4 separate regions of the Homo sapiens genome follow, and all the other regions are linked to region 3. The links are chromatin loops, found by intact Hi-C in ENCODE. Cell type or tissue: heart left ventricle. All regions are shown on one strand.

What was found. Hi-C counts contacts between places; a loop is a spot of excess contacts. Peaks named below come from ENCODE experiments on the same cell type or tissue, not always from the same donor. Only the 100,000 strongest peaks of a DNase experiment are listed, where the experiment ranks them.
Region 1: it touches region 3 in a loop (2.0-fold over the local background); 26 of 110 quality-filtered maps call a loop at or near these places.
Region 2: it touches region 3 in a loop (2.2-fold over the local background); 2 of 110 quality-filtered maps call a loop at or near these places.
Region 4: it touches region 3 in a loop (4-fold over the local background); 25 of 110 quality-filtered maps call a loop at or near these places.

Annotation. Positions count from the first base shown.
Region 1 is chr4:52,551,624-52,559,623 of GRCh38, reverse strand. No RefSeq gene overlaps it. Among named protein-coding and RNA genes, the nearest start is that of USP46, 100 kb to the left of the region's middle. In heart left ventricle, no CTCF peak of the experiment used is centred here; no DNase peak of the experiment used is centred here; H3K4me3 peaks cover 17 bases; H3K27ac peaks cover 998 bases.
Region 2 is chr4:52,600,415-52,608,414 of GRCh38, reverse strand. USP46 (ubiquitin specific peptidase 46) reads left to right here. Exons shown (of 9, transcript NM_022832.4): 6 at 3,831-3,914; 7 at 6,361-6,558. Among named protein-coding and RNA genes, the nearest start is that of USP46, 55 kb to the left of the region's middle. In heart left ventricle, no CTCF peak of the experiment used is centred here; no DNase peak of the experiment used is centred here; H3K27ac peaks cover 2,105 bases.
Region 3 is chr4:52,865,270-52,873,269 of GRCh38, reverse strand. It overlaps RASL11B (RAS like family 11 member B), which reads right to left. Exons shown (of 4, transcript NM_023940.3): 4 at 6,435-7,935. The coding sequence ends at 7,465. It overlaps SCFD2 (sec1 family domain containing 2), which reads left to right. Exons shown (of 9, transcript NM_152540.4): 9 at 1-288. Among named protein-coding and RNA genes, the nearest start is that of RASL11B, 7.0 kb to the right of the region's middle. RefSeq lists enhancers at 1-167, 4,550-5,050, 5,051-5,551. In heart left ventricle, a CTCF peak has its summit at 4,891 (motif pointing right); DNase peaks (open chromatin) are centred at 2,897, 3,879 and 4,929; H3K4me3 peaks cover 899 bases; H3K27ac peaks cover 4,204 bases.
Region 4 is chr4:52,541,978-52,549,977 of GRCh38, reverse strand. No RefSeq gene overlaps it. Among named protein-coding and RNA genes, the nearest start is that of USP46, 110 kb to the left of the region's middle. In heart left ventricle, a CTCF peak has its summit at 4,340 (motif pointing left); DNase peaks (open chromatin) are centred at 4,327 and 4,729; H3K4me3 peaks cover 1,936 bases; H3K27ac peaks cover 4,603 bases.

The DNA of each region.
Region 1 (8,000 bases), 310 kb after region 3:
ACACAAACCCCTTTCAAAATCCATACGCATAGCATGTTCGTATTTTCCTTTTTTATCCTGTGGAAGCTTCAAATCTCCTGGTTGAACACTTATTTGGGACAAAAGCAAGACCTAGTAGTACATTCATTTTTCAACAAAAAGGTAACTTTTCTTAGTAGAATAATCCAGTTTACTTTTATGTTTCACCTATCTTCCAGTTTAATCACACTCTCCATATCCTATGAACACACAGAAGCTTCCAGGTAAACATGTGCATTTCTTATCCACAGAAAAATGCTTAGAGACCTTTTCAGCTAGAGCAATTGTGTATGTGGTTTAATTATTATTTTACAATATCTCAGCCATTTCTTGTTTGAATACTTTCTATTTATCAAGTCCAGCCTGGACTGGAGAAGAGAAAATAGTTCAGTGAAAAATTAGTAGCATTTCCCCTCTTGCATTGGGAAAAAGTGTACTGTTTGTGTGAGAGTCAGTGTTGGGGGATTGTCTGCCACTGTCACTTATCTTTGTGTTATTAAATTCCTTTGTTCCCTCTTAATGCATTGCAAAGCTTTTTTAATCTAAAGAAATTGATTTCTGCCTCTACTCTTCTATTCTATTTCTCTGATTAAATAAAGCATTTGAATTTAAAGGAATTCCAGGGAGGGTATTTTTAATGTTTCTGTAGATTATATTGTTATAGATTGAATGTGTCTCCCCAAATTCGTACATTGAAATCCTAACTGCCAAGGTGATGGTATGAGGAAGCAAGGTCTTTGGGCATTGATTAGATCACAAGGGCAGAAGAATCCTCTTGGGTGGGATTAGCACCCTCATAAAAGACCCAGACAGAGACCACTCACTCCTTCCACCACGTGAGAACACAGAAACAGGGCCTCACTAAGCACCAAATCTGCTGATGCCTTGATCTTGGACTTCCCAGTCTCCAGAACTGTGAGAAATAAATGTCTGTTGCCTATAAGCCACCCATTTAATGATACTTTGTTACAGCAACCCCAATGGACTAAGACATACATAATAACAAAGTAAGCTCTTCAAACTCTGCTTCCCATTTCTGTTTTGAAACTAAGGTAGATTTTTTTTGAAAAGTCTAGTCTAGGCTGGGCGCGGTGGTTCATGCCTGTAATCCCAGCACTTAGGGAGGCCGAGGCGGGTGGATAACGAGGTCAAGAGATAGAGACCATCCTGGCCAACATGGTGAAAACCTGTCTTTACTAAAAATACAAAAATTAGCTGGGTGTAGTGGTACATGCCTGTAGTCCCAGCTACTCGGGAGGTTGAGGCAGGAGAATCTCTTGAACCTGGGAGGCGGAGGTTGCAGTGAGCCGAGATCGTGCCTCTGCACTCCAGCCTGGTGACAGAGTAAGACTCTGTCTCAAAAACAAAAAAAAAAAAAGAAAGAAAAATCTAGTCTTTCTTCTGCCTCTGACCTGGTCCCATCCAACCTCGCTCCACATGACAGCAGAGTTTCCTAATACATCCTATTATTCTTATTGAATTAAATGGTAATTGTGTGATGTGTGTGTGTTTGTGTGTGTGTGTGTGTAGGGGGTGCCTGTTGCAAAAGTATCACCACCAGGGAATAACTATCGCTACCTTCTCCCTTCCTTTCCTCTCCTCTGCCTCCCATTATGCTACTGGCCACATCTCAAGTGTGCTGCTTGCAGCCTTTCCATACTTTTCCATGGTTGTGCATTGCATAATTGGATGTTTCCTACCTTGGCATTCTGAAGGCAGGATTATGTCCCAACTACTTTGATGAGCCTCGCTGTGGCAGGCCCTGCTGGTTGTCTTCCCCCTAATTTTTCCAATCCCCCTTTCCCTCGTCTGTTTTCCACTATAGAAGCTGAAAAGGCCAGATACTCACTTTCCCAGCACCCTCCCTGTTTCATCTACCCTCTGCTAGGATGGCTGTGTGATTTGCTCCTGGTTGATTTGATATAAGGGGAAGTTGGCTGGTGGGAACTTCAGATAAATGTTTTTCTCTCTGATAAAAGTTGAGAGCACACAAGAGGAAACTTTGGTGTTCTTCTTCTTCCTGCCTTTGGATGTGGCATGAGAAGCTTGAGAGGGTGTGATGCGTGGAGCTATTACAGCCATCTTGTGACCATGAGGCATTCAGATAAAAAGCCAACATTCTGAGGTTGGTGAAGGAGAAAGATAGCAAGAGGCTAGCTGGAAACAGCAACATATTCCAGGGACTGCTCCCCTCTGATTTTCTCATTAAATAGACAACTTGTCCTTAGCATTTGAACCACTTTTTTGGGAGTGCAGCTGTTTTCAGTCAAAAGCAATCTTAACTGATGCACAAGCCAGGTGCCTGGCACAATGGGGTTAAATATATATATTTATTGGATAAATGAATAAGAGAATGAATAAATGAAACTCCTACCTTTACTACATCTGCCTACACTCCAGCCATCCCTGAGTGTTAACAGGACCTCATCTGGAAGACTTAAAGGCTGGGCTGGAATCATTTGAGAGGACATTCACTCACTTGGCTGATGCTGGGAAGGGCCAAACCTCCGGAGTATGGAACAGCTGGGGCTCCTTGGGCATCTCTCTCTGTATTTCTGTTGTTTTCCCACATGGTCTTTTTAGCATTACAACTTCAAAGTGCTAGACTTTTTACAGGGTGGCTGAGGGCTACAAAGGTGTGCACTTCACGTGGCAGAGAGAGAGAGAGAGACAGCAAGCCGGGAGGAATGTGTGTCTTTTATATGACCTAGCCTCAGAAGTCACATAGCATCACTTCCGTTCTACTGTATAGGTCTGAGCAGTCATGAGGCTCTCTAGGTGGAAAAGGAGAAGAAATGGATTCCCATTCTTGATGGAGAGGGAAGCATCTGGAAAGGCATGTGAAACTGGAAATATTGCCATGGCCATTTTTTTTGTTTGAAAATCCAGTTTGCTACAGTGCCTCATATGCATCTCTATTCCCATATTGACCATCTTGATGTCATTAGTCTCTTTCATGTCTACCCTACTGGCTGAAGGGTGCAAGTACCTGGAGGTTTTAATCTGTGTTTTATTCACTTTAGTATCTCTGGCACCTTTATGAAGATATGTTTAATAAATGCCTTATTCTAACCACTCTGAACCTCATTTGTGTGTGTGGAGGAGGAAGCCTCAAGGGTGATGAGAATTTTGACTTCAGTTGCACTGTCCTTGCAGACTCTAACATTAGGAGTTTGTAGCTCTTTAGGGGGTAAGAGAACCACAGGTAAAGCTGGAGTTGATACTGACCAAAACTTGCTTTCCTACCTGCCATGCTCCATGGCAGTGCTGTCGTAGAGGAGTTTCTGTAATGATGAAACAAATGTTCTGGCCCTGTGCTGTCCAATGTGTCACGTGTGGCTACTGAGCACTTGAAATGTGACTGGTGTGATTGAGAAACTGAATTTTACACTTCATTTCAAAGGATTATAAATCATGCTGCTATAAAGACACATGCACACATATGTTTACTGCGGCACTATTCACAATAGCAAAGACTTGGAACCCCAAATGTCCATAAATGATAGACTGGATTAAGAAAATGTGGCACATATACACCATGGAATGCTATGCAGCCATAAAAAAGGATGAGTTCATGTCCTTTGTAGGGACATGGATGAAGCTGGAAACCATCATTCTGAGCAAACTTTTGCAAGGACAGAAAACCAAACACTGCATGTTCTCATTCACAGGTGGGATTTGAACAATGAGAACACTTGGACACAGGGTGGGGGACATCACACCTGGGGGCCTGTCATGGGGTTGGAGGAGGAGAAGGGGATAGCATTAGGAGATATACCTAATGTAAATGACGAGTTAATGGGTGCAGCACACCAACATGGCACATGTATACATATGTAACAAACCTTCAAGTTGTGCACATGTACCTTACAACTTAAAGTATAAAAAAAATTATTTCCGTTTAATCTTCAATCACATATGTGGCTAGTGCTACCTTGTTAAACAGCTCAGCCCTTGAAATGCAGGTTTGACAATTCTTTCCCTCCTTCGCAAGACCAACCACTATTGGCCTTTCATCCCTCGGCAAAAGAAACAAAGCCACAAAGATTTTTTTGTGTCCCTTCCCGCTCCATGCCTCCCACCAAAACACGCCTTTAAATTCCTGAGACAGCTCTTAATTGCTGGTTTCAGCAACGTTCCCCTTCTATTCACATTCTGTTCTCATTTCACTGTTTTTGTACCCAGTTGGTCTTGACATATAAGGCTTTTTGTTCTCGTTTTGTCTTCTACCTGGAAAAATAGTTCCTGATGTCTATTCTGTATCTCATACACTAATGTCATTATCTGTGTTGAAAGGCAGTAGATATTACTGAAGTCAGTTACCATTTTCATGCACTTTAATGCAACCCTCCCTTAAACATTCCTGTTGTTGATTGTGCTCACCGAGAATCTTTAATCTGTCCTCTCCAGCCCCCTTGCTTAATCCCAGTTGTCATTCTCTGTATGCTTCCTGTTTGGCATGTCCTGTTTTTTATTAAACTGTCAGTGGAATGTTTTTGCTTTTATGTGGCTTTTGGAGAGTAATGAGTTTTGTCTTTTTCATAGTTTGGAAAGGGGGGTGGTGGTAATCTTAACTTTATTGACAAAAGTGTGTATAGCGTTGTAACGTTGTTAGACCAATATGAAAGTAAAAATAAATCTGTTTTCTTCCCTAAACCCAGAGGTACTGCTGTGCAGAGAGTTCAGGAAGCCTGACTGGGGCCCTGGAGCATTTACATTTGAAAGGCAAACTTTATTTTCATAAAAACAAATGGGAAATTAGAATATGCAGTGCACTAGGGATCTAGGTTTTGTAGCAAGGGCATTTAGGCTGCTCTGGAAAGAAGCCACGGATTGCCCAGGGCATTTGTAAGAAATGATATTTGCAGGTCGGAACAATGTGATAGCATCATAGCTGGACTTAACCCAGTGAATGGCAACTATATGCATGGAGGGAGAGAGAGAGAGAGAGAGAGAGAATAAATGAATGAATGAATTTGTAGAAGACAGAGAATTTGGTATGTTTTATTCATTCTTATGCTGCCAGCACTCATCAGTTCATTCACCAACTATTCAATACCAACCAACCAACCAGAAAAGCTGCTCCCAAATTCTTTTCTCACAGAAATGATGAGATAATAAATGTGTACTGTTGAGCTGTATTGTATCTCCTCATAACACTTCTGACCTCAAAGGTATGGAGGTTTTCCACACCAATAACCTATTTTCTGATTCTCTGGACACCAGCGGGGCATTCAATTCAATTCCTATTATGAGTCAGGCACTGTATCAATGAATAAAATAGATTGAGATTCCTGCCATTGTGGAGCAGAAATTCTGGCATGGAGTTGGGGGGGGGAAGAAAGACAACAAAAGGCAATAGAGAAGTAAATCATAGTATGTAGTAAAACATAACACATGTTATGAAACAAGAAAATGTAGAGCAGAATAAGGGATTGGGAAGACTGCAATCAAAATTGCAATTTAAAATATGGCAGTCAGGCTACGCTTTCTTGAAATGATGATATTTGAGCAAAAACCCAAAGTGAGCATAGATTAACACCTAGAACAGTGCCTGGCACAAAGTAGGTGCTTGGAAAATATGTGTTAAATGAACAAACAAGCAAACTCTATCCATCCTTCCGCTCAATTCATGTACCCTTCAGGTGAGCCTGAGATGAGCTGTAGGAATCCGCTGCCCCTCAGCAAGATCTCACTCCTTGATGATCTCTCCACAACAAATGTCTCCAGTGTTCAGGATTTTCATACATCTCAACTTCTGTTTGTAAGCCATTTTCATCAGGTGTTCAACTGAGATTCAGTGACATGTTTTAAAGCTACAGGAAAAATTGGCCTTATCGAGTTTACTGAAACATGCATGTATACACAATTATTATCTCCAACTGGCACTTTTTCAAGGCATGTGGAAGCAAATCCTGCAAAATACGTGCCTCTGTACATTAAACTGAATATTGCATGTGTAGGGTCGGGGAGCAGGGGTGGGGGAAATTGGGGAGATTTGTGGAGATGGGTTAGAAAAAGCAAGCTACTTTAGCTTCATGATTTTGCGTGGGGCCAGTCCTGTGGGAAGGTTTCATTAATGAACATTCTCCATGGCACTAAAATTATTTAATTTCATGGTGATCTTACAGCTCTTGTTTTAAGACTTGAGGCACAATGAAAGTAGATCACTTGTCAGAGGTCTTCCAGAGTGAAAATGCTAAAGCCAGTAAAAAGTTGCATGTCGTCAAAAGCCATTATCTCTCATGTTAGATCCAAATGGACTGAATACAGAGGACTTGGAGTTGATTAAATATTTTGTTCATTTATTTGAAAAGTGTATGTGAGCCCTGTGGGTTGGCAGCCTCCAAGATGGCCCTTGAAGAGCCTCACCTCCTGGTCTTCATGTTCTTGTTAATTCCCTTCTGTAATCAGTTGGGCTGACTTGGGTAACCAATAGGACACTGTTAAAATGACAGGCTGTGACTTAGGAGGCCAGGAATAAAACACATTACAGCTTTTACTTTGCTCTCTTGGGCACTTGCTGGGAGGGAAGCCGGCTGTCATGGACTGAGCAGCGCCCTGGAGAGGCCCAACTGGTGATATGAGGCCTCCTGCCTACACCTGTAACCACCAGACAGTCATATGAGTGAGTCACTTTGGACGTAAATCTTCCAGGCCCAGTCAAACCTTCAGATGACTGCAGCCCAGGACAACGTCTTGATTACAACCTCTTGGCAAGACTCCAATCCAGAACCAACCAGATAAGCTGCGCCCAAATTCCTTTCTCACAGAAATGATGAGATAATAAATGTTTATTGTTGAGCTGTATCTCCTCACAACACTTCTGACCCAAAAGGTATGGGGGTTTTCCACACCAACAACCTATTTTCTGATTCTCTGGACACCAGCTGAGCGTTCAATTCCAACCAATTCCGACTCTACCTGTGCAGGCCCTACAGGTGAATGACTCAGTCCCTCCTATTTCAGATGCTGGTCTTCAGTCCCAGGCCTCCTGTGCTTTTGACCAACCAGCCACATATCTGCTACCTCCTCAGGTTTGATAATTTGCTAGAATGGCTCACAGAACTCAGGAACACACATTACCACTTTTACTGGTTTATTCTAATAGCCAAACGAAAGAGATGCATAGGGCAAGGTACAGGGACAGGGAGGGGTACACGGAGCTTCCATTCCTTTTTCTAGCATGCCACCCTCCCAGTACCTGGAAGCTTCCTGAACCCTGTTGTTGGGGGATGTTTATGAAGGTGTGATTAATTAAATCATTAGCTGTTGGTCCTGAAGGTTGAGGTGGGCTAAAAGTTCCAACCCTCTAATCATGCCTTGGTCTTTTGGGTGACCAGCCTCCATCCTGAAGGTATCCGGGGCCCCGCAGCCACCAGTCATCTCCATTAACATATCAGAAACACTCCTATCACTCCGGGGATTCCAAGGGTTTCAGAACTGTTGGTCACTAATTGGGGATAAAGACCAAATATATATTTCCCATTATACTGTATTTATTTTAAGGCATTAACTCTGAAGTAATATTTCACTCAGTAATTGATAACTAATCTAGAGGTAGGTACCTGGAGGAGTCAATGGAAGCCTGAAAGTGTGGATGTGGCTTTGGAATGGGGTGGTAGGCAGGACTTTGGAAAGAGTGTTAGTGAAAAACTAAAGAATACTGGTGAGACTGAAGTCAAGCTCTGTGGACCCTGGGCTGTAGCTACATTTTAAGAGAAAATTTTCCACTGAACCCCAGGTGGCCACTCCTTTCTCAATGACTCCTGCAGGACAGTTCTCCAGGTGGCCTTGGACTGACCCAGTTCTCACTACTTTCTTACTTGTAATTCTTAAGAATAACTGTAGAATGTGCTGGGAGTGCAATGTCATGAGATAGTAGGGGACTGGCCAGAACAGCCTGGGCTCTGTTCCAGCCCACCCTAGAAATAGGATGTCCTTCAATGCTTTGGCCCAGAATCTCATTGCCCCTGGGCATA
Region 2 (8,000 bases), 260 kb after region 3:
GTGTGTTTCTCATGTAGTATTTCTGTGTGGATCATGACATGGAAATTATCGGGAAGCATTGCTTGAGGATTTTTAATATCAATTTTGAATTATTGTGGTGAGTGAAAAAGAAGATTTTAATTGAAAATATATCAAAGATAGACATTAACTTGGACACGATAGCTGTGTTTACAAAAAATGATAGCCTTCCCATCCAGAAACAGTCTTTCTGCATTTTTTAAAGTTTTAAAATATTTGCATAAGGCTTTAGTGCCTTTTTTGTAAAAGTGTGCATTTCTTATTAGATTTGTTCCCAAAGTGTGTTTTCTTCTCTTTCTCTCCTTCCTTCCCTCCTTCCTTCCTTCCTGAGAACGAGGGTAAAAGTAGAACAAGGAGTTTGATCTATAACTGACTGTGAACCATCAATTGAGATAACTCACTACTTTTGGACCAGCCCTGTATTAGTCCATTCCCACATTGCTATAAATAAATACCCGAGATTGGGTAATTTATAAAGAAAAGAGGTTTAATTGGCTCATTGTTCTGCAAGCTGTACAGAAAGCTTGGTGCTGGCATCTGCTTGGCTTCTGAGGAAGCCTCAGGAAACTTACAATTATGGCAGAAGATGAAGGGGGAGCAGGCACATCACATAACTGGAACAGAAGCCAGGGGTTGGAGGAGGGGCTAAACACTTTTAAACGGCCAGATCTTGCAAGAACTCTCCACGATGTATGGTGAGGACAGCACCAGGAGGATGGTGCTAAACCACTCATGAGAATTCTGCCCCCGTGATCCAGTTACCTTCCACCAGGTCCTACCTCCAACATTGGGGACTACAATTGAATATGAGATTTGGGTGGGGACACAGATCCAAACTATATCAAGCCCCAAAGTGTATTTTTAAGTAATGTTTTATTGCTGCTCTGCCTCTTTTTAAAGCAATACAAAGAATTTTGTGTTTTTCTCCCAACCTCTGCTCTGTACTTTGGTAATTTATCCCAAGTGTTGGAAAGAGCAAGTGCCCCTCTTGTCTTTCTCATTGAAGAGTTTCCTATACCATTGTTGCCCACTTTTGTTCCAACAGGTATAGAACATTAACTGACAGCTGCTCTGCCTCAGCATTTACTGCTGGGGTCCTCGCCTTCTCCTAACTTACCTTCATTTTCTAATTCTCAACTCATGGATGCCCTAAGAGCATTACTCTGTCAGCAAGCTTCTTTGTAAAATGGGTCTTTACATTAGGTATTAACTTCTGCTATATTTCCACCTGTCTGGGTCTACAAATCAAATAAGTTTTTGGGGAAAATAAGAATGAGTAGGAATGAATGATTCCTTATTTGTTGCTGGCCTTTCTTTGGCTATTGTGACCCTTTAGCTTGGTAGTACAGCTTCTCTGCAGTAGACATTGGGAGGATATGAAGCTCCATCACACCCACACTCATCTCCCTGCCTCTGGCTCCCCGTTCCACTCCAGTCAATCCCATGCAGCCAAAACAAGATTCCACAGCACTTACTCAATTGAAGTATTCATTCAGCTAAGTATGAGTTTGTTTTATGCACCATGTACTTGAAATCTGAAAGTTTAGTACATTTGCATTCTAATGGCTTTCTTGCCTTTCATCCCTCTCCAATGCCCCCTCCACCATGCTGTCAAAAGTGGAATTTCTAAAAAGCACTACCTGATTATGTCGTTTCTTTGTTGAGACTGTTGGTTAGGGTTCATGCTGGCTTCTTGGTAGCATAGTCCAGGCTATGTGACTTGCTGCCTGATATGGTTTGGCTGTGTCTGCACCCAAATCTCATTGGATTGTAATAATTCCCACGTGTTAAAGGTGGGGCCAGGCGGAGATAATTGAATCATGGGAGCAGTTTTTCCCATACTATTCTCGTGGTAGTGAATGAGTCTCACAAGATCTGATGGTTTTATAAATGGGAGTTCCCCTGCACCTGCTGTCTCTTGTCTGCTGCCATGTAAGACATGACTTTGCTCCTCCTTTGCCTTCTGCCATGATTGTGAGGCCTCCCCAGCTATGTGAAACTGTGAGTTCATTAAACCTCTTTTTCTTTATAAATTACCCAGTCTCAGGTATGTCTTTATTAGCAGCATGAGAACAGACTAATACGTCACCGCTGCTGTTCCCTACCTCCAGGCCTCTGCACTGCAGTGTTCTCTCTCAGGAGTCATTGACCCTTATTCACTTGTTCACCTGGCACACTTTCCCTCTTTCTCTGTGCTTTCTCCTGGACTTTACACCTGCTTCTGTCTTGGTTGGTTCATTCATTCAACCAACAAATATTAATGTGTTCCATTGTGTGTCATGCTGGGGATATAGGAATGACAAGTGCACTGCCCACATAGAGGGGAGGCAAGTAATCAAATGAACAGAGGAATGGTTTCAGATGCTGGGAAGAAATAAGACGGCAATGTGATAGGGGCTGGATAGGCTTGGACAAAGTGGCCAGAGAAGTTTTCTCCAAAGAGGGGATGTTTAGGCTGAGTGCTGAACAACCGGGTTAGCCAGCCATGGAAGCCTCTGGGAGGAAGCTCTCAGTGCTGAGAAAATAGCACCTGCAATCACCCTAAGGTGAGAAGAGGATTTCCCAGGGCCAGTGTGGCTGGAGCAGAGAGAAGGAGGCAGGGTGGATAAGTGCACTGGAAACTGCTGGAGGATTTCAGCAGGGGAATCATGTAATGCTTTCTGTTGAAGCTGCACTGATCATTTCATGTTGTCAGTGGTTCATTTGCACACATCTCTGTTAAAGTGTGAGCCGTATGAAGGCAGTTATTCTCTGTGGATCCCCAGAACCTAGCCCAGAGGACTGGCAGGAAACATTTGGGGACTTAATGAATGAAAGAATCTGTGTTTTCTTTTGATGTGTTCTGTGTAAGTGGTAGAATCATTTAACACATTTTAAATAACATTTTCTGTTTAATAAAATCTGGTCATTATGGTACTAGGACACTGAACAAGGAAATGCCCCAGAATTTTTCAAAACTATAGGGTATTAGTCCAGATGTTCTTTTCAGCCTTTGAAGCAGTACCACAGAAATGTTAAGTAGAATCTTGATGGCTGGAAAAGAATGAAAAACCATGACATTTAAAAAATAAAAACCGTAAGTAGCAGAGTAGAACCTCATGATAAGGCAGATACACATATGACAAACACAATGGCTTTTGTTCTCCAAAGGAGGCAGGCAAAAGTTCATCTCCTCCGGCGGGGGAGCAGTGGGGAGCAGGGGTTGGTAGGAGGTGGTCATCTGATTAATTCAGGATTTCTTTAGTTCACTAAGAGGGCAGTTTTGTATGTGGTTTAAATTTCATTATCTTTACTTTCATGCTCTTTGAAAATATGGACTACCAGAGAAATACTATTTTTCATTAACTACACAATAATGTCACCTTGCATGTTATGTGATTTACTTTCTGGATCTAAGTTTTAGTGTTTACGGTGAACTTTTACTCAACAGTATTTTTCTATTACGATTTTAATTTCTAGCTTATAGGTATTCTCCATTAAATCATGAGTTTTTTTTCTGAATCCAGTTGGAAACCCTAATTTATATCTGCCTGTGTCCCATTAAATAAAACTATATTTGAATCTCTCATGGTAAATTCATGATTCGATGAAAAGAGCATGTCTACCACCGTAATGGCACCCAGTCTTAGCTTATTTTTGTTTTTCATCCTGTAGTTTCTCTACCATCCTAGTCTTAAGTAGGATTTTTTTCTGATTACTTCTTCTTCCATTTTTACTTAAAAATTACCCTACAGGTTAATTGAGGGATTTAAAACATAGTATACCAAGTAGATTTGGACATTTTTTAAAGATGGAAATATTTTCCTCTACAGAGACTTCAGCAACACAGAAACACTGTGTAGTGAACAAAAATATTATTGTGAAACATGCTGCAGCAAACAAGAAGCCCAGAAAAGGTAGGTAAAGATTTAGCTCAGGGTTATCTTTGTGTGGTGAGAAGGATCCCGACTGTGGGGCCCAGCAGGGTTGGCTTTGAATCAATCTCAGCTACCTGGGCTTGTAGCCATGGAGCCTTGGGGAAGTCAGTTATCCTCCTCACCAGTGAAACTGGGATAAGAACGCTGACCTTGGAGAGAACAACTTGGAGAGTTGTCTGTCCGATTGTTTACTTATTTGTTTATTCATTCAGTCATTCAGCAAATATTTGTTGAGCCCTGCCATGTGCCAGATATTATGCTAGATAAACAAGTAATGATTAAATATAATCACTATTCTCTTGAGATTAAAGGTAAATTATATAAAGTACTTAGCAGAGTATATAACACATAGTAGACACCCAATATTATTTTTGTTTGTATTGCTTAAACATTAGGACCTCTTATTTAGAGACAGAGGTTTAAAAAATATATATCATTTCATAAGGACTCATGAGGAAATTATTAACACATCAGTTATAAGAATAGGTGATTAGAGGCTGGGCACAGTGGCTCACACCTATAATCCCAGCATTTTGGGAGGCCAAGACAGGCCGATCATTTGAGGTCAGGAGTTTGAGACCAGCCTGGCCAACATGGTGAAACCCCGTCTCTACTAAAAACACAAAAATTAGCTGGGCATGGTGCCAGGTGCCTATGATCCCACCTACTCGGGAGGCTGAGGCAGGAGAATCACTTAAGCCCAGGAGGCAGAGGTTACAGTGAGCTGAGATCGTACTACTGCACTCCAGCCTGGGTGACAGAGTGAGACTCTGTATCAAAAAAAGAAAAAAGAAAAAGAACAGGTGATAAGAAAGTTAGAAAGTTATTGCACCACCTTTCCTGCACACTAGACAGTTACAGTTCTTGGAAAATCTGGAATAACCCCCATTAATCTGCTCCTACAAGCCAGGAAAGTTGCCATTTCAGTCATCCTGCGAAGGCTTCCTGTGAGTTAAATCTATCTTGTCAGTGGTTCTGGAGTATTCAAGGCAGCTGGCAGATGCTCAATACTGCTGTCTAAAACCCTCAGGGGTCTAGACCTGAGGTTGAGATCATTTCTCTGCCCAGCCTTCCCAGGCGTTCACTCCAAACATGTACACTTTTCTTTGCTGCAAAACTTACAGATGGTTAGTCACCTTAGCGGGCAGTCCTCAAGGAGGTAGGTAGATACCTTTTGTTAGTAAAGAAGGTCACTCATGTCTGTCCCCCATCCTTATAACCTCAATCTGCCTAAGGCTGGCCTGGGGTCTTCCTTTGTGGCATTAAGACATTTTTTGTTCAGCCCTGGGGGGTTTATATATTGCAATGTCATGTGTTCCCATAAAACATGGGGTTCCCCATACTTCTTATTTCTCTACTGTTGTTTTACTTGCTTATTTATATGAACAGGGCTTTTCCTTAATAGATTCCTTAAAACTATTCTTCTAAAATTTGTCTTTTTCACATACTATGCATTAAAAATGTACACAAACTAAATGGCATTTACACTTAATTCAGTACATTCATGGAATGGGGGCTGGAAGGTAACTGGAAGACCCTCTATTCTAGCAGTGTACTCTGCATAAACTGTTGCCTTTGCGACTTTTTACTGAGAAATGTTAATGGTCACCTAGTAAAAAAACTTTTCTATGTTTATATAAGTTTGGGAAGTGCAACATCAAACAACAGAACAATTCCTTTACTGCAGGATTTCTCAAAGTCTTCAGTCTGGTAATGTACACATAGGATCTTCAAAGCAGAAAGTAGCATCATCCAAACTTACTTAGCCACAGAAACACCACATCTGTTAACATCTCCAGTGCTCTCCTGAGCCCAGTTTGTGAAATGTAGCCCTAAGCCAACCCCTGCATTTTATAAATAAGGAAACTGAGAGCTAGAGAAGGGAAGTGACTTGCCCAAGATCACAAGGGTCGGAATGAGAGTGAGCCTGGCACGCTTGGTGTCCCGATGCCCAAGAGTGTGTGTCAGAAGCATCCATCCTCCTGCCAGTCCTCAGAACCTGTAAGTCCAGCAGTCGGCATCATCTACCTTGTCCTCTTCCCAGCTTCCTGTTCTCAAAAGCTCTCAACCTTCCTCTCCATCATCTCAGGGGGTAGATTGTCCAAATATCATTTCTCTCTGGAAGGCACAGGGCAGTGATGGAGAACAATTGCACAGCCTATTTTTATTTGTACAAAAATTCTGGAACGTCTCCTTCCAACAAACAGACACACACCATTGTACATTTCTCCTGCTGGGAGCCAGGGATGTAGGATAAGTCAGCTCTATATATGCCAGCATACTTTTATCCTTGCAAACTGTTTGGTTGTTTGCTGGTTTGAAGTTGGATAGAACCTCCTACTATTCTGTTTGTGCAGATGACAGTGTATTCTCTTCCCCTAATAGGTGTTGGGTACAACTGATTTTCTATTTCTTGGTTTCTTAGGATGAGGGTAAAAAAGCTGCCCATGATCTTGGCCCTGCACCTAAAGCGGTTCAAGTACATGGAGCAGCTGCACAGATACACCAAGCTGTCTTACCGTGTGGTCTTCCCTCTGGAACTCCGGCTCTTCAACACCTCCAGTGATGCAGTGAACCTGGACCGCATGTATGACTTGGTTGCGGTGGTCGTTCACTGTGGCAGGTAAGGGCAAGACTGGAAGCAGGTATACAGGGTAAGTGTAAGGGTTGCCTCTTCGCTGAAGTATACCCAGCTGCACCTTTCCTGGGCCGTGGCACTCAATAGTTTTGGGATCTCTGCCAAACTCTTACTGATCATCACAAAAAATATATAAACATGCCTGCAGGCACATAAAATAAAGAGCATTCCAGTAATGATAATCTAAATGTTCTATCATGAGAGAAATTACTTAATAAATCTCCATTGCATGAAAACGATGGTTATGAAGAATTTGAAATAACATGGAGAAATAAATGTCTATGCTATGATTTTAATTTTTAAAAAGCCAAGTTGCATTTACAGTATGATCTCAAAAGTATTTTAAGATGTGTAAATAAAGACTAGAAGCAATGGATCAAATTTAATAATTTTTTGGCACTTTGAGTGATTAAAAATATATTCTTAAAAAATATTCTTTGTTATTTTTGGTCTTTCCCCAACATTCTGTAATAAGTATATAATCAGAAAAAAGATAAGAGAGAGAAGGCCTCTAGATATGGAGAGGCAAAGCATTTTGCCAAAATTCCTTTGAGCAGCTATTTTTTATTCCATAATTTGGTATAAGGGAAGAAAAGTATCTTGAAAATTCACCTGTTTGTTATTCTTTGCTCAGTTGGGACAGGTTTATGTTCTGTCTTGGGAGTAGGCACAGCTTTCCCCCTGCCCTCATAGGTTTTAGATTGGGGCATGTCATAGAGCAAGAGTCTTTCTCCTCCATCTGTTAAGGTCGGATTATGGTGAATACACCATTACCAGGAGACTACCATTGCCACGCAGAGGAATAGGTTGATATATTTTTAATTGTGTACTAGGGTAGATGGCATCAGAAACTGTATAACTTCACATCTGAAGCACCCCATATTTTATCCTGTGTGTATTAACTTTAAGTCACTGGATATTTTCTTGTATTCTCAGTAAAATGATATTTATTGGCTAGTTATATGCCAGTTTTGTGGTGTTCTCCCTAAAGAACACCTGTTATTCTTTTGAAGAACACAGGGTTCCAGTGATCTGGAACCCAGCCTTGAGCACTGGATGAGGCCTCACATTGGTGCAGGGTTGGGGAAGATCTTAGGGCAGGCAGAGCCTGGGACCTGGTGGGCATTGTGGCTAAAGTGGGTGGCAGGGGTGGTGTGGACAGGAGGGCCCCTTGCACAGGGTACACAGGACTTTCAGTGTGGGTCTCTGTGGGTGCCCAATTCAAATCCTTGGGAGGACTGGCAGAGACACAGGTAAGGGAACTGGACGTTCAGCGGGAGGTTGGGTTCTCTAAGGTCAGTTTCTGTAATGTGAGCACAAGGTCAGAAGAGCCCTGGTAGCAGAGCTCAGTTGGTGCCAAGTCATGCATGCCACTAACTAGGATTCTTCAAACTCCTCCCCACAGAAGTAGCATTGTTCTCCTATGT
Region 3 (8,000 bases):
CCTCCAAAGAAAGACTCCAGTACAAGATACCTGGTCCCAGGGAGTCTAAATTGTAACAGCAACCCCTGTGGACTTTGTGGGTATGAGTTTTGATTGAAATATAAAGCTTTCTTTTCTGTAAGTTTAAGTTTTCCATCTGACCATAGCAGAAAAACCTAGACCCACCTAGTGAAACTTTGTAAGAACTCCAGGGCAAAAACGAACCACTTGCAACCCACATGTTTGTAGGTGTATGGTCGATGGAAGTTTCTGGCATCCATGTTGGTAATAAAGAGATAAAACTGAAAAGGTTTTTATTGTGGATTACACAGGTGGAGGAAATAACATGTAAACCAAAACACTCACATGTCTCTGATTTTAGTTCTCTATAAAACACTGTCATTTTTGAAAGAACCATGAAGTTGGAGATTATTTTAAGATGTAATCAAAGCAGGATTTTTGTGGACACAGACACTCTTTTCTTGCCCAGGTATGTTTTCCACATAATATCAGTTCTTTCATGAAATAGAGGAGACCGCAGGTGCCTTTTTCATTCTACTAATCTTAAAGTGTTGAATTTGAATAAGGAAGTTAATGGTAGCCATCCGTAAGAAATGTTAAAGAGGAGACGACTTTTCTAAAATAAAAAATTGGAAAGTAACCTGTTACGTGACTCAAATCTGTACTCCTTCATTCATTCCTAAAGATTGATGACTGAGCACCTGCCATGTTCCAGGCACTGTGCTAGGTTCTGGGCCACTGTGATGAAAGAACAAGATGCGTCCCTGACTCTCTGGCACTCAGAATGAGTAGCTGGCGCTTCTCTGATGGTCTGGCCCGACGTGAGCATCTACTGAAGGTGAAGTTGTAAACCGCATGTCTATATGCAAAGGAAACTTTCTGGAAATACATATATAATGGTACTTCTGGGAAGGAATATCGAATGGGAGAGCTAAGAGAAGGGAGAGTCTCACCCTCAGTATACTTTTGTATTATTTTATTTTTTTTTACAGCAAATGTGTATTTGTGTATTACTTTTGTGACTTTAATCGGCCATAGCAGAAAACTGTATTTTTACAAATTAATTTTTTATTTTAAGAAATATTAAACTTTGGAAGGCTGAGGCAGGTGGATCACCTGAAGTCGGGAGTTCTAGACCAGCCTGACCAACGTGGAAAAACCCTGTCTCTACTAAAAAAATTACAAACTTAGTCGAGTGTGGTGGTGCATGCCCGTAATCCCAGGTAGGGAGGCTGAAGCAAGAGAATCACTTGAACCTGGGAGGCAGAGGCTGCAGTGGGCCGAGATCGCACCACTGCACTCTGGCCTGGGCAACAAGAGTGAAACTCCATTTCAAAAAAAAAAAAAAAAAATTCAGAAGCCTCTAATCTGAAATGATGAAAGGAGGAAGGTATTGATTGTAAATGTTATTCAGCAGTTCTTTTGTCTTGAAAATGCTCCCCATACTGTAATTAGTATGGTCAGGGGCAGTCTGTGAATGGTGGGAGAAGTGTCAGAAGTTTGGCTTATGGTCATCTTTTTCTTCTCTGGAGGCTGGCTTGAGGAGCTGAGCCAGGCCGGTGGTCAGGTGGTGGAAGGCTTTGGAGGAAAGGTGAGCTGGAAGAATTTCTTCGTAACCAGAGTTTGGGTGAAGATGAAGCAGGAGGCACAGGACGTTCACTGCTCCTTGATTAACAAGCAGGAACACAATAGACATTTGGTATAAATCCTGCAAAGGGCCTCCAACAAATAAGGAAAAAGAGGGGGGCTTGGGGGAAGGAGGACTGTGGCCATGGCAGAGCCTCCCGGAAACTCCCTGCTGCTGCCAGGCTCGTGGGCACACTTCTCAGCATGGGAGAGGCTGGAGGAGAAGCAAGTCATGCCCTCCACCCCCGGAAGGAGCAGCAGGCAGAAAAGGGCTCTGAAGGCTTCTCTGGGCCTAAGTCCCAGTTCTGCCACTCCAAGCACTGTGGATCTCTCCAAGCCTCAGTGTCTGCATCTGTAAGAAACGATAACTATGGCACCTGCCTCATGGGGGGGTTGCTGTGGAGCCATCCCTAACACAGTGGCCAGCATGTGAATCTCAAGGAATGTGGGTTTTCACACTGAGGACGCCAAGGAAGTTACCTCTCAAAACTATAAAACGTCAACAGGAGAATAATACTAAATGAAGAGGAAATTTGGAGGCATTCATGGGGTCTACAAGGAGATGAGAAAATGGAGGAGGAATAACAACTCGGTCCAACATAGGTCCAAGACAGCATAGCCCAGAGGTCAAGAGCCCAATCCGATGGCTGGATTCCAATCCCACCTCTTCCACTTCGTAGTCCACCTCTCCTGGTCTTCGCTGACCATGCAGTTGTGTAACAATAGGACCTGCCACATTAGGTTGGGGGAGAATTAAAAGAGTTAATATGTGTGATGCATTTGGAACATGGCACATGGTGGGCTCATACAGAGCACATAAGAATTTATTGGTAATAAATGTCTGATGATTGCTCATGCAGGGCCATATGTCTGTGATAGAACTTTCTCTATCACTAATGCTAGCCACGAAGTCAGGCAGAATCTGAGATGGACTTACTGATTTCCCATTTCAACCCCTCCAAATGTATCCATTCGAAAGGGATCCAGCAGCTGTCAACCACCTGATGGTGACTTAAAAGGCTGAGCTGAGTGATAAGACTGGTTTCCCCTGTCTGGGGCCTGGGTCTGAGTGTTTATCACCTAAACAAGCACTTACAAATCCAAACCTTCTGCCAGCGACCTCACTGGCCACACTCCTTATAAACATAATTGATAGAAGTGTAAATACTTTGTAGCAGTTGACTCCTGCCTTTGTAAACCCTCTTCTGGAGTCTACCTCAGGGCAGACATAGCGGGCATGGGCACGGCCAAGTGGTTGGAAGCACTCCAGGCTACATCAGCCAAGAGTTGTCCCTAGCAGGCCGGGCCCTATGCAGATGGCTCTGTTTATGCCACCCCTCCATTACAATGGGATCCCAATAACAAAGAATTCCATCAAACTACCCCCAAGACCACTATTATTTATTTTACCCTGGTTACCAGAAACAGAATCTCAACAACACAGAATCCAGTATTACAAATGTCTGCTGTCCAGCCCAAGAAACATCAAGAGACTCCATCTCTGTCTTAAAAGGAATTTAAAAAGACAAAACCAGACGATGGAGGGTTTGCAAACTATTTGAGAGGGAAAGCTTGGAGGGTGGTGGCTGGGATCTTGCCACAGTCAGTAATAACCCTAATCCCATTCTCATTGCAAATTCAGGAGAGTAGTGAGGATAGTAAGAACTTTCTGGAACCATCTCTCTTTAGACTTGAAAGGGAATCTGTGCAACACCAGTTTTCCTGGTTATTATAACCAGACAAGCTCTCTAATTCATCCTGGGCCACTCCCCAAGGGACCTGTCATGAGTTATCCACAGAGACAGCTGGACAGTGCCCATTTCCCCTGGGTGCAGAGGTAGCACCAGAGATTATCAGGGGCTCATTTTTGAGGGATGTGCCTACAAACTTGTTCATTTGCCCAGAAAACACATTTGTTTTCTCCCTCTTGGAGTGTAAGATGAATGTCAAAATCTCATTTTCCACCAAAGCGAGGGGCTCACCATAAATACACCCATGGCTCCTAAACCTGGGGTTAGGAGCTGGCTGGGCAGGCAAACCCGGATCTGCGGCGCCTGGTGAGTGCTGGAGCCGGGAACAGCCAGGAAGACTTTGAGGGTTGAGCCCTCTCTGCACACCACGCAGCGCCAGGCAGGCTGCAGAGTGTTGCGAATGTTTTTGATTTGAGGCAAGGGAGGAAACTCAAAAGCCAGACATCGTGACAGAAGTGGATTTGGTTCTGAGACAGCCGGACTGCACGCCCCTCCCCCTCCCAGCCTGGACGTCTTTATGACTGAGCAGGGCTGGAGGCCAGTGAGCAGCTGGCTGATGGCAACAGCAGATGTGGTTGGCAGCCAGGGGGGCCTGGAGCCCGGCAGAATCCAGGAGCCCACAGTAGCAAAGGGGAGATGAGAACAGCAGGACAGGAGACCTGGCCAGGGGAGGGAAGAGGAGGGCTCCGAGGTGGGGCTCTGCTGAGCCATCAGCCCAGGGCTTAGGCAGTGGCATCAGACGGACCTGGGATGGAGTTCTGGATCCGCCCCTTAGGGCCTGGGCCAGCCAATTCTTCTCAGCCTCCCTTTTGCTTTTCTGAAGAGGAGACTAAAGATGGATTGTAGAGCTATCACAGCAAACATCAGTTATTTCAAAAACCCTCCTATGGGGTCTGGCACACAGATTTTCCATAAATAGAAATAATAATTGTTATAACCGATGTGGCCCTAAGCAGGTAAATTTCATCTCTCTGTGCCTCAGTTTCTTTATCTTTAAAATAGAAGCAATATTACTACCCTTCCTTACAGGATTCTTCAAAAGATGAACGGGGATAACGTAGAATCTGGCGTGTTTTAAATGTTCAGTAAATTCGAACTCCTTCCCTTTCTCTGCTCCCCGGTACCCCAGATGCATACACATCCCTGCCTTCCCTTTCCAAGGTGGCAAAGGAGGTTTTCCCCTTCCTAGGTGGAGAGAGTCGTTTCTCAGGGCCAGGTGGTGGTAGATCATAAATTTTAAAACAAAACAAAACAAAAACATTAATTGAAGAGTTAACCAACAAGGAAAGAGATGAGCAAAAGTAATACCACATAAAGCTAGATTTATTAGAAGAGAGAAAAATGTGTTCCAGAACTATAAATAGACAAGTCCGCCTGAGAGAGTGGACAGAATGGGGACTTGGGTGGTTTCCAGCTGCGACTCTGTCTCTGTCCCTCTGTGTGTGTCTCTCTCTGTCTCTCTCTCCCCACTCTCTCTCTCCTAGAGTGGCCTTGCACAAGCCACTTTATCCCTCTGGGTGCGCCAGAGCTCTGAGCTCCCTTCCAGCCTGTCTAAGGTGCAGTAGGAGGCACTGAGTCCAGTACAGGGGTGAGGAAGTAAGGGGCAATCGCTAGCTGCGGGGCCAGGAAGGGAGAAGGTGGAGCTCACAGCTCAGCAAGGGAGCAGACAAGGGCTGCCAGAGCCCTGCAGCCTGGAAGCTGGTGGGAAGAAAAGGGGGCGGTGGCGCGGCAGTGGTCACTGAAGTGCAGCACTGCTCAGTGCCTCGGGAGCATAAAGCCACCTGCAGGAAAACTCTTATTTAATTCCAGAATGTGGGGAAGGGCTCTTCAGTAAATATATAAAGATCAACCTCTCACTCACTGGACATTGTTAACACAACCACATTGGCTGAATAGAAATAAAAGTGAATAGAATCCAGTTGGAGATACTTGTCACTACCCTTGAACTGAGATGTTTTCAGTCCCATGTTAGCGCCGTTTCCCTGCCCACCCCCAACACACACACCCTTCTCAGAGATGAGGTTAGGCTGAAAGCATAGAAAGTTACCTTGCATATTAGGAAGGTTTGAGGCATCACTGGAAACGCTGTCAGCTGTGAGGATCTGTACCCTGTGGGAACACTGATTGGAAATCCTGGCACCACCCCACAGTAGCCCCTCAACTGCTATTCACTGTGGCTCCATCGCCCCACGCATGCCAGAGTGTCTTAGCTATGACATGCTCTAAAAGACTAAGAACAGTAAATATAGTCAGGTGGCATTGGTTCAGCTCCTTTGTGTGAATTTGAAGACATCACTCAAAACTTAGAGCCTGTCTTCCTCATCTGTAAAATGGTGTCAATACCCCACAGTATTCTCCTGGGTTCTCCTGGGCCTTAAATGAGATCAGGTATGTGAAAGCACTACTCAAAGAAATGTCAGCTGTGATTATTTCCCCCTGTAGATGGTGGCTCACTTAGCTTGCAGGAAAGAGCTTCTAGGCCCAAGTGGCATAGATGAGAGAGCTGGCAGCTTTAGCGAGACACGTGTGGCAAAGGTCCATGGGACTGGCTCCTGATTTCACAGCCCCAGATCAATGACTGCAAGCTTCTACAGTGAGAATAAAGTGAATCTCCTGAAAGCAGCATACCCAAAGAAGAGGTCTGCCAACAAAGCATGTGTAAAGAAGCAGTCATCTCAGTGTCCAAGAAAGAATACGCTCGAGGCTGTGCTGACTATGTGGAGCCAGACATCTGTCTTAGGTATACCTGGAAGACCACAAAGTTAGTGAATAGAAGATCAGCTACTCTTGAATATAAAGCAGCAAATTGCAGTTTACAATGCTACAGGCTGTGGCCTTTGACAAGTTACTGATCTTGTTCTATAAGCCTGTTTCCTCATCTGTATTATGGGGATAATACTAGAATGCACCTCCTTGGATTGCTGTGATCCTTGAGAGATAACCCCTGAAAGGCACAATGCCAGATTCAATGTGCCCAATAATCACAGGATACTAGGTCATACTTTGTCTAAACGGCAGAAAGTTAACGTTTCAATAGAGACGAAGTTAGACATCTGCTCTTTTTCAAATGCGATTTATTGTACATAAAATAAATTAATTACAGTTTAAGCCAAAGCATGAGTGGCTTTTTAAAGTGCATCTGTGGAGGGGATGTGGCAGGTAGCCCCTGTTCACTTGCTGTAAGATAAGTGTTTTAGTATTTCAGCCACCCTTAGGCACAACTCAGCCAGGCCTAGGAAGCAACCCAACGTCATTGCCATGAACCATTTACACAAGTCACACCAAAATCAACTGACACATTTTTTTCCTGATGGAACAGTTAAAAAAACAAAAAACTATACAGTCAAAGTCTGGGGTTGAAGAGCGTGAAGTTCACAGCTCCTCCACACACGCCCAACTGAGCATGCTCATCCTGTGAGGGGGAACCAGAGCCTTCCTGTAAACCATGAGAGCTTACCAATGTCTGGTATACAAAATATTCTGGCCCATAAACTCAACCTGTTTTTGAGGGGTAGGGGATTTTCCATCTTGTACATAAAGAAAGAAATCTGGGTATCCTTCAGGTTAGAAAGGCATTCTGTAAGAATAGTGTTCCAGAGTTACAAATCATACTGGTAAGAGAAAAGCAATTCTTCCTCTTGGGGAAAAAGAGGAAAAGAAAGAAGAAAAGAGAAAAAAGAAAAAAGGGGGAAAAAAGAAAGCCTATCAATGCTTAATCTGTTCTTTCATTCCCACTGTAAATCACATCAATACATTTGGTGAAACTGCAACGGACCACCATTTACAAGGTAGTTGAATGCAGAAACCGAAACGATTATGCCCCCTCCCCACTCTAAAGGAAAAGACACAGAGTACATTTCACATATTCAGAGAGTGGCTCAGTGGGCTCTTTCAAGCCTCATCAATCCTGTCCCCCTGCTCAGAACAACACTTCCTTTTCTGTAGCAGTTCCACAGGCCCTCTTGGCCCTTCTGCTCCAGCCCTTTCTGGAACCAGGAATCATTGCCAATATTCAACGTTCCTGCACTAGGAGAACCTCAGGCCCTCTTCCTGGGAAGACCAAACCCCCTTGAGTGCTCCTCCTGCTTCAGACGGAGGTGACAGTCCTCACTTTGGCAGAGAGGGCTTGCTTAAACCTCCTCTTCAGGTCCTGCATGTTGGGTGACTTGGGCCTGGGAATGAGGGAGGTTCTTCGCTTCTCGGGTGTACTGCTAGGCTGCTGTTTGTGACTGACCTCTTTACAGAGGACGTGGAAGGCGCTGTAGACATCATTATAATTTTCACTGACAGACACTTCATAGAATGAGCAGCCTAGCATGCTGGCTAGCTGCAGTCCAAGCTGAGGGTCAACCTGTTTGATGTGCAACAGGTCAGCTTTGTTGGCCACGACCACCACAGGCAGCCGGGTGCCCAGGTGTAGCTGCTGCACGTGCTGGTGGAGCTGGCTGATGAGTTCATAGCTCTTGTAGTCAGTGATGGAGAAAACGATCACCACAGCATCTGCCCAGCGAATGCACCTATTCAGCTGTTCACTGCAGCTCAGGCTGTTCTCATGGACCTGAAAGAGAGGAGTGATGGCAAGGTGAATGCTGGCCAGTTGTACAAAGAGCCTGGGCTTGGGTA
Region 4 (8,000 bases), 320 kb after region 3:
AAATTGGGCAAATGGGGAAAAGATAGTTTAGATTCAATGAAATGAAAGGTAATGATATAACTTTTATGAGTGTACAGGACTCAAACTAAGTGAATAGAGAAAACAACTCAAGCTCTCTTAACCACCACTAACAACTAGTAACAGGGAGTTGGGGGTGGGATTCAATGGATTTCTCCCAAAATTCCAGGAGGAATTGAACAGCTAATCCTGAGGAGGGTAGGTGTGGACCCCAGTTGTGACATTCATGAGACACAGCTCTCAACTCCCAGCTTTGTGTCTCTACATTTAAATTTTTCAGAGAGAGAAATCATCACACTATGAATCACACCAAGACTAGCCTGAATGCTCAGGAGCTGGGCTCCCCCATTTCCTCATGCGACAGTAAGACCCGCTTCCTTCCAGTAAGGAAGAAAGGATAAGGCAAGATCTGTTGAGTCGCTTCTTTTAACAGCCTGAATCCTTTCATTTCCTGCCCCCTTTTTATTTTACCCAAAGCAGCCCAGAATTGCCCTCCTATTTGCCCATCCTCTTCCTGGTTCCCTGGCAGAGGCCGAGGTGGTTAAGGGCAGTGCTAGAGGTGGGGGCTCAAGGACTTGCAGATCCCCTGGGTCCTTTTGCTTTTTCCTGATACTCACCCTGCTGCCCTACGCCAATGACCGACACCAGTCCCTTCCAACAGTTACTGTCATGCATAACCAACACCACCAAAGAATTGTGCAGTCCTTGGAAAGTGTGCAGTGGCGAATTAGCCTTTCCTGAATTCTGGGAAGATATTTTTATGTAAGAGAAGTCACATAGTTTAGTGATTACCAGCTCAGGTGCTGAAGCCGAATAGCAGTGGGTTCAAACTCCAGCTCTGCCAATGACTCACTGTGTAATACTGGTGGGTTTTGTGACCTGTATATTTTGGTTTCCTCAGGTGTAAATCTGAGACAGTAATAACAATACATATGGGGTTGCACAGCAGACTCACTCAAACTAGACAGCCTGTGGGACTCCACCAACTGCCAACTTGGTAACTGCTATGGTTTGGCTGTGTCCTCACCCAAATCTTATCTTGAATCATAGTTCACACAATTCCCACGTCTTGGGAGGGACCTGGTGGGAGGTAATTGAATCATGGAGGCAGGTCTTTCCTGTGCTGTTCTCGTGACAGTGAATAAGTTTCAAAAGATCTGATGGTTTCATAAAGGAGAGTTTCCCTGCACAAGTTTTCTGTCTTGCTGCCGCCATGTAAGAAGTGCCTTTTGCTTTCTGCCATGATTATGAGGCCTCCCTAGCCACATGGAACTGTGAGTTCGTTAAACCTCTTTTTCATTATAAATTACCCAGTCTCAGGTATGTCTTTATCAGCTGCATGAAAACCGACTAATACAGTGACCTTGGCCAGTCATTTACTTTCTCTGTGTCCCAGGTGCCCTCTTCTGCAAATGGGATAAATTATCCAGGAAGATGCCTTGAAGGGCTGTTGGAAAGACAAATGAGTTAATATGTGTGTTATGGGTTGAATTGTGTCCCCCTCAAAACAAACTGGAGTCCTAACCTCCAAGACCTCAGAAGGTGACCTTATTTGAAAACAGGGTCTTCACAGAAGTAATCAACTTAAAATAAAGTTATTAGTGTGTGCCCTAATCCAGCATGACCAGTGCCCTTTTGAAAAGGAGAGATTTGGATACAGACATACAAAGGGAAAATGCCATGTGAAGGCAAAGGCAGAGACTAGGGTGTTGCATCTACAAGCCAAGGAATACCAAAGATTGCCAGCAAACCCCCAGAAGCTGGGAGAGGGGTGTGGAACAGAGTCTCCTTCATAGCTTCAGAAGAAACCAAAACTGCTGACACCTAGATCTTGGATGCCTGGCCTCCAGAACTGTGGAAAAATACAATTTCTGTTGTTGAAGCCACCCAGTCTGTGGTACTTTGTTATGGCGAACCTAGGACTTTAATACAGTATACAAAGCACTTAGGATAGTTTGGAGGGACTATTACTGTTATTATTATTATTGGACAGAATCTCTCTATGTTGCCCAGGCTGGATTGCAATGGCACAATCTCAGCTCACTGCAACCTCTGCCTCCTGGGTTCAAGCGACTCTCCTGCCTCAGCCTCCTGAGTAGCTGGGACTACATGTGTGAGCCACCATAACTGGTTAATTTATTTTTATTTATTTTATTTTATTTTTATTTATTATTATTATTATTATTTTTTGAGATGGAGTTTTGCTCTTGTTGCCCAGGCTGGAGTGCAGTGGTGTGATCTCAACTCACTGCAACTTCTGCCTCCCAGGTTCAAGCAATTCTTGTGCCTCAACCTCCCGAGTAGCTGGGATTACAGGCGCTTGCCACAAAGCCCAGCTAATTTTGTATTTTTAGTAGAGACAGGGTTTCGCCATGTTGGCCAGGCTGGTCTTGAACTCTTGACCTCAAGTGATCCGCCCACCTCAGGCTCCTAAAGTGCTGGGATTACAGGTGTGAGCCACCACAACCGGCTGTGGAAGGACTATTATGCAGAGCTTTAAATGAGTTACTATAGGCACCCGGCAGTAAGTGATCAATGACTGTCAATCACTATTTTTGGAACAAAGGACTCAGTGGTTCAGGATGACAGTATCCTTATCACAGATACTTCCATAGAAGGAGGAATCCATCAACAAAGGCAAAACTTGGTTTCTTTTTTAGGGTGGTTGCTTATTTCACTTGAACGTATGAGGCAAGGTCAAGGTCTGCCTGCCGCTCTGCTCAGTGTTTAGTGAGAAACCCTCGACTTCAGATTGTGGGGCAGCCAGGAAGACAGCAGGCTGGGGTAGGAGATTAGGGTGCGAACAAACCTTGTCCCTGCAACTCTGTGCCAGGCTACACTACCAGAACTCAGAACGCGGAATTTCAAAGCTGCTGAGGAGAACAGGCTGTGAAACACCCACTACCCCAAAATGACGGGAGCCCTCATTTTTAGGAGCGTGGAGGCATGGATGGGTGCACCCACTCCTTGCTGGTGCCCAGTTGGGCTCAACTTTGTCCTTCCTCTTGATGTTGTGCTTGAAACTGCCATCCTCTCCTGAGCATGCAAAACGACTCAAAATCCTGAGTGCTGTTTTTCTTTTTTGGCTGTTGTTTTCAAGAAAGAGCAATCTAGCTGATGCTCTCTATTTTATCCTCAGTTAACACACTGTGATTACAGCCTGACTCCCCCACCACGTCCTGTAAAAACGAAGGGTGGGTATGTGAAAATTGCCTCTGGTGTTTTTAGCACTAAGGAAAAAACTATTCATTTGTTCTCCACAGGCATGCTGATATCTTATAAAATCCTCCTGGGCCACAGATTGTGAGGTCACTCTAGGCGAGAACAGGACAGCCTCTTCCATCAAACTCCCTTTGGCATTCACTTGACTGGTCCACTTCAGTTCATTGTTTAAGAATAATAATGATGCGATGATCATGCATCCTTCTGCAGCTTATCTGAGGAGAGGAGATGGGGTGAAAAGTATATATTTTTTTTCAAACAGGAAGCTCTTTTTGGTAAAATATATCAGCCCCTTATATTCTGTTGGTATAAGACATTTCCCCAGAATGCCCTGGGTGAGCTCAAATGTCTGTGCAGCTTGTCCTGAGGGCTCCACAAGGTTCTGTACTAACCTGTTTTTCAATTCTGCACCATCCAACACAGTAGCCACTGGCTGCATGTGGCTACTAAGCACTTGAGACATGGCTTGTCCAAATTGAGATATGCTATAACTGTACAATACTCACCAGATCTCAAAGATTTAGTACAGAAAAAGAATGCAAAAGATCTTATTCACAGGTGTCTTTACTGACTACATGGTGAAATAATAGTATATTTGATATGTAGGTTAAATATTATTGAAGTATTACTTAACCTATTTTTAAAATTTCACCTTTTCTCTTTACCTTTTTATAAAATAATTGTTTTCCATTAAAAGTTTAGTCCAGCTTTCCAGAAATTGATACGCAACCTTTCCTTCAGATCTTTTATCTCTCCTTGATAGCTTTTTATGCTCGGTTCCAATGACTTCGCAATCTGGTACCAAATGTTAGAATATGTATTTGAGTCTCTGCCTTGGTCGATCTATTCATCTTTAAAACAGAGGGCTGGATGTGACAGGACTCCAGAGGCTCCTCCTGGCTCTAGCATTTTATGATTCTGTTTTAAAATTTGAGACCTGAAAAGGAGAAAACTCTAGATTAATTTCTGAAAGTCTTGACATTTGAGGGGTGATAAGGTTTTCCGAAGATAAAATCTTTTTAATGGATCCTCTTCCTGCTGAGCTGGAAGCCTGGAATCAGTCCAGCGAGTCGTAGGGCAAGGAGGGGCAATGCTGCCTCCTACTGGGCTAAAGGGGAGCAGCAGGTCTAGAGGGGAAGTGTCCCTGTGCAGCCACTAAGTGCTGGCCAAATCTGAGACAGTGAGGGCAATAACGGCTCCGGCAGCAGATGCAAAGTGTTAGTGTGGGGGACCCCAACAACTCCTTTAGTGGGCTTGCTCGGTCTGCCCCACATCTCTTGCCAAAAGTTCAACATTTGATTCAAATAGGAGCTGACTGTCCCCTTCTGGTCATAGCAATTGCTCTGAGTGTCTGTCATCTGGGCAGGTGAAGCTGCGAGGATGTGAACACAGGATCTGTGCTCTCAGGATTCAGCCTCAAGGAGACAGCAGGCCTGTGAGAAGGTGCCCGACAAGCCAGGAGGAGCAGACTCAGGAGGAGGGGCTGGGTGTGTTGGAACAGGCCTGTGGTCCAAGCTGCTCTTGGGGGAGGCTGAGGTGGGAGGATCGCTTGAGTCTAGGACTTGGAGGTTGTAGTGAGCTGTGATTGCACCATTGCACTCCAGCCTGGAGACCCTGTCTCAAAGACAGAGAGGGAGAGAGAGAGAGAGAGAGGGAAAGAGAGAGAGAGAGAGAGAGAAGACAGACAGACAGGAGAGAGAGGGGAGTGTTAGCTTAGGCTAGTCCAAATTGAGTTTTTTCCCCGTTTGACCAAGAGTCCTGACCAGTACACTCTATAAAGCATTCGTTGTTGTTGTTGTTGTTTTAAGATGGGGTTCTTCTAGAGTCGCCCAAGCTGGAGTGCAGTGGTGCGATCATAGCTCACAGTAGTCTCAACCTTTGAGGCTCAAGTGATCATCTGCCTCAGCCTCCTGAGTAGCTGAGAGTACAGGCATGCACCACCACACATGGCTAATTTTTGTATTTTTTTGTTGAAATGGGGTCCCACTATGTTGCCTAGGCTGATCTTGAACTCCTGGGCTCAAGCAAACCTCCTGCCTCAGCCTTGAACAGTACTGGGATTACAAGGATGAGCCACCACTCCAGGCCTATAACACATTCTTTTTTTTTTTTTTTTCTCAGGAATTAACATATTTTATTACTGTTGGCTGTGAATTCAACCTTAAATTTTTGTCCAGATTAGAAAAAATATATACATGAATACATTTATTCACTTCCTCTTTTTTTTTTTTTTTTAATTTTTTTTTTTTTTTATTATACTCTAAGTTTTAGGGTACATGTGCACATTGTGCAGGTTAGTTACATATGTATACGTGTGCCATGCTGGTGCGCTGCACCCACTAACGTGTCATCTAGCATTAGGTATATCTCCCAATGCTATCCCTCCCCCCTCCCCCGACCCCACCACAGTCCCCAGAGTGTGATATTCCCCTTCCTGTGTCCAAGTGATCTCATTGTTCAGTTCCAACCTATGAGTGACAATATGCGGTGTTTGGTTTTTTGTTCTTGCGATAGTTTACTGAGAATGATGGTTTCCAATTTCATCCATGTCCCTACAAAGGACATGAACTCATCATTTTTTATGGCTGCATAGTATTCCATGGTGTATATGTGCCACATTTTCTTAATCCAGTCTATCGTTGGACATTTGGGTTGGTTCCAAGTCTTTGCTATTGTGAATAGTGCCACAATAAACATACGTGTGCATGTGTCTTTATAGCAGCATGATTTATAGTCCTTTGGGTATATACCCAGTAATGGGATGGCTGGGTCAAATGGTATTTCTAGTTCTAGATCCCTGAGGAATCGCCACACTGACTTCCACAATGGTTGAACTAGTTTACAGTCCCACCAACAGTGTAAAAGTGTTCCTATTTCTCCACATCCTCTCCAGCACCTGTTGTTTCCTGACTTTTTAATGATTGCCATTCTAACTGGTGTGAGATGATATCTCATAGTGGTTTTGATTTGCATTTCTCTGATGGCCAGTGATGATGAGCATTTCTTCATGTGTTTTTTGGCTGCATAAATGTCTTCTTTTGAGAAGTGTCTGTTCATGTCCTTCGCCCACTTTTTGATGGGGTTGTTTGTTTTTTTCTTGTAAATTTGTTTGAGTTCATTGTAGATTCTGGATATTAGCCCTTTGTCAGATGAGTAGGTTGCGAAAATTTTCTCCCATGTTGTAGGTTGCCTGTTCACTCTGATGGTAGTTTCTTTTGCTGTGCAGAAGCTCTTTAGTTTAATTAGATCCCATTTGTCAATTTTGGCTTTTGTTGCCATTGCTTTTGGTGTTTTAGACATGAAGTCCTTGCCCACGCCTATGTCCTGGATGGTAATGCCTAGGTTTTCTTCTAGGGTTTTTATGGTTTTAGGTCTAACGTTTAAATCTTTAATCCATCTTGAATTGATTTTTGTATAAGGTGTAAGGAAGGGATCCAGTTTCAGCTTTCTACATATGGCTAGCCAGTTTTCCCAGCACCATTTATTAAATAGGGAATCCTTTCCCCATTGCTTGTTTTTCTCAGGTTTGTCAAAGATCAGATAGTTGTAGATATGTGGCATTATTTCTGAGGGCTCTGTTCTGTTCCATTGATCTATATCTCTGTTTTGGTACCAGTACCATGCTGTTTTGGTTACTGTAGCCTTGTAGTATAGTTTGAAGTCAGGTAGTGTGATGCCTCCAGCTTTGTTCTTTTGGCTTAGGATTGACTTGGCGATGCGGGCTCTTTTTTGGTTCCATATGAACTTTAAAGTAGTTTTTTCCAATTCTGTGAAGAAAGTCATTGGTAGCTTGATGGGGATGGCATTGAATCTGTAAATTACCTTGGGCAGTATGGCCATTTTCACGATATTGATTCTTCCTACCCATGAGCATGGAATGTTCTTCCATTTGTTTGTGTCCTCTTTTATTTCCTTGAGCAGTGGTTTTTAGTTCTCCTTGAAGAGGTCCTTCACGTCCCTTGTAAGTTGGACTCCTAGGTATTTTATTCTCTTTGAAGCAATTGTGAATGGGAGTTCACTCATGATTTGGCTCTCTGTTTGTCTGTTGTTGGTGTATAAGAATGCTTGTGATTTTTGTACATTGATTTTGCATCCTGAGACTTTGCTGAAGTTGCTTATCAGCTTAAGGAGATTTTGGGCTGAGACGATGGGGTTTTCTAGATAAACAATCATGTCGTCTGCAAACAGGGACAATTTGACTTCCTCTTTTCCTAATTGAATACCCTTTATTTCCTTCTCCTGCCTGATTGCCCTGGCCAGAACTTCCAACACTATGTTGAATAGGAGCGGTGAGAGAGGGCATCCCTGTCTTGTGCCAGTTTTCAAAGGGAATGTTTCCAGTTTTTGCCCATTCAGAATGATATTGGCTGTGGGTTTGTCATAGATAGCTCTTATTATTTTGAAATACGTCCCATCAATACCTAATTTATTGAGAGTTTTTAGCATGAAGGGTTGTTGAATTTTGTCAAGGGCTTTTTCTGCATCTATTGAGATAATCATGTGGTTTTTGTCTTTGGCTCTGTTTATATGCTGGATTGCATTTATTGATTTGCGTATATTGAACCAGCCTTGCATCCCAGGGATGAAGCCCACTTGATCATGGTGGATAAGCTTTTTGATGTGCTGCTGGATTCGGTTTGCCAGTATTTTATTGAGGATTTTTGCATCAATGTTCATCAAGGATATTGGTCTAAAATTCTCTTTTTTGGTTGTGTCTCTGCCCGGCTTTGGTATCAGAATGATGCTGGCCTCATAAAATG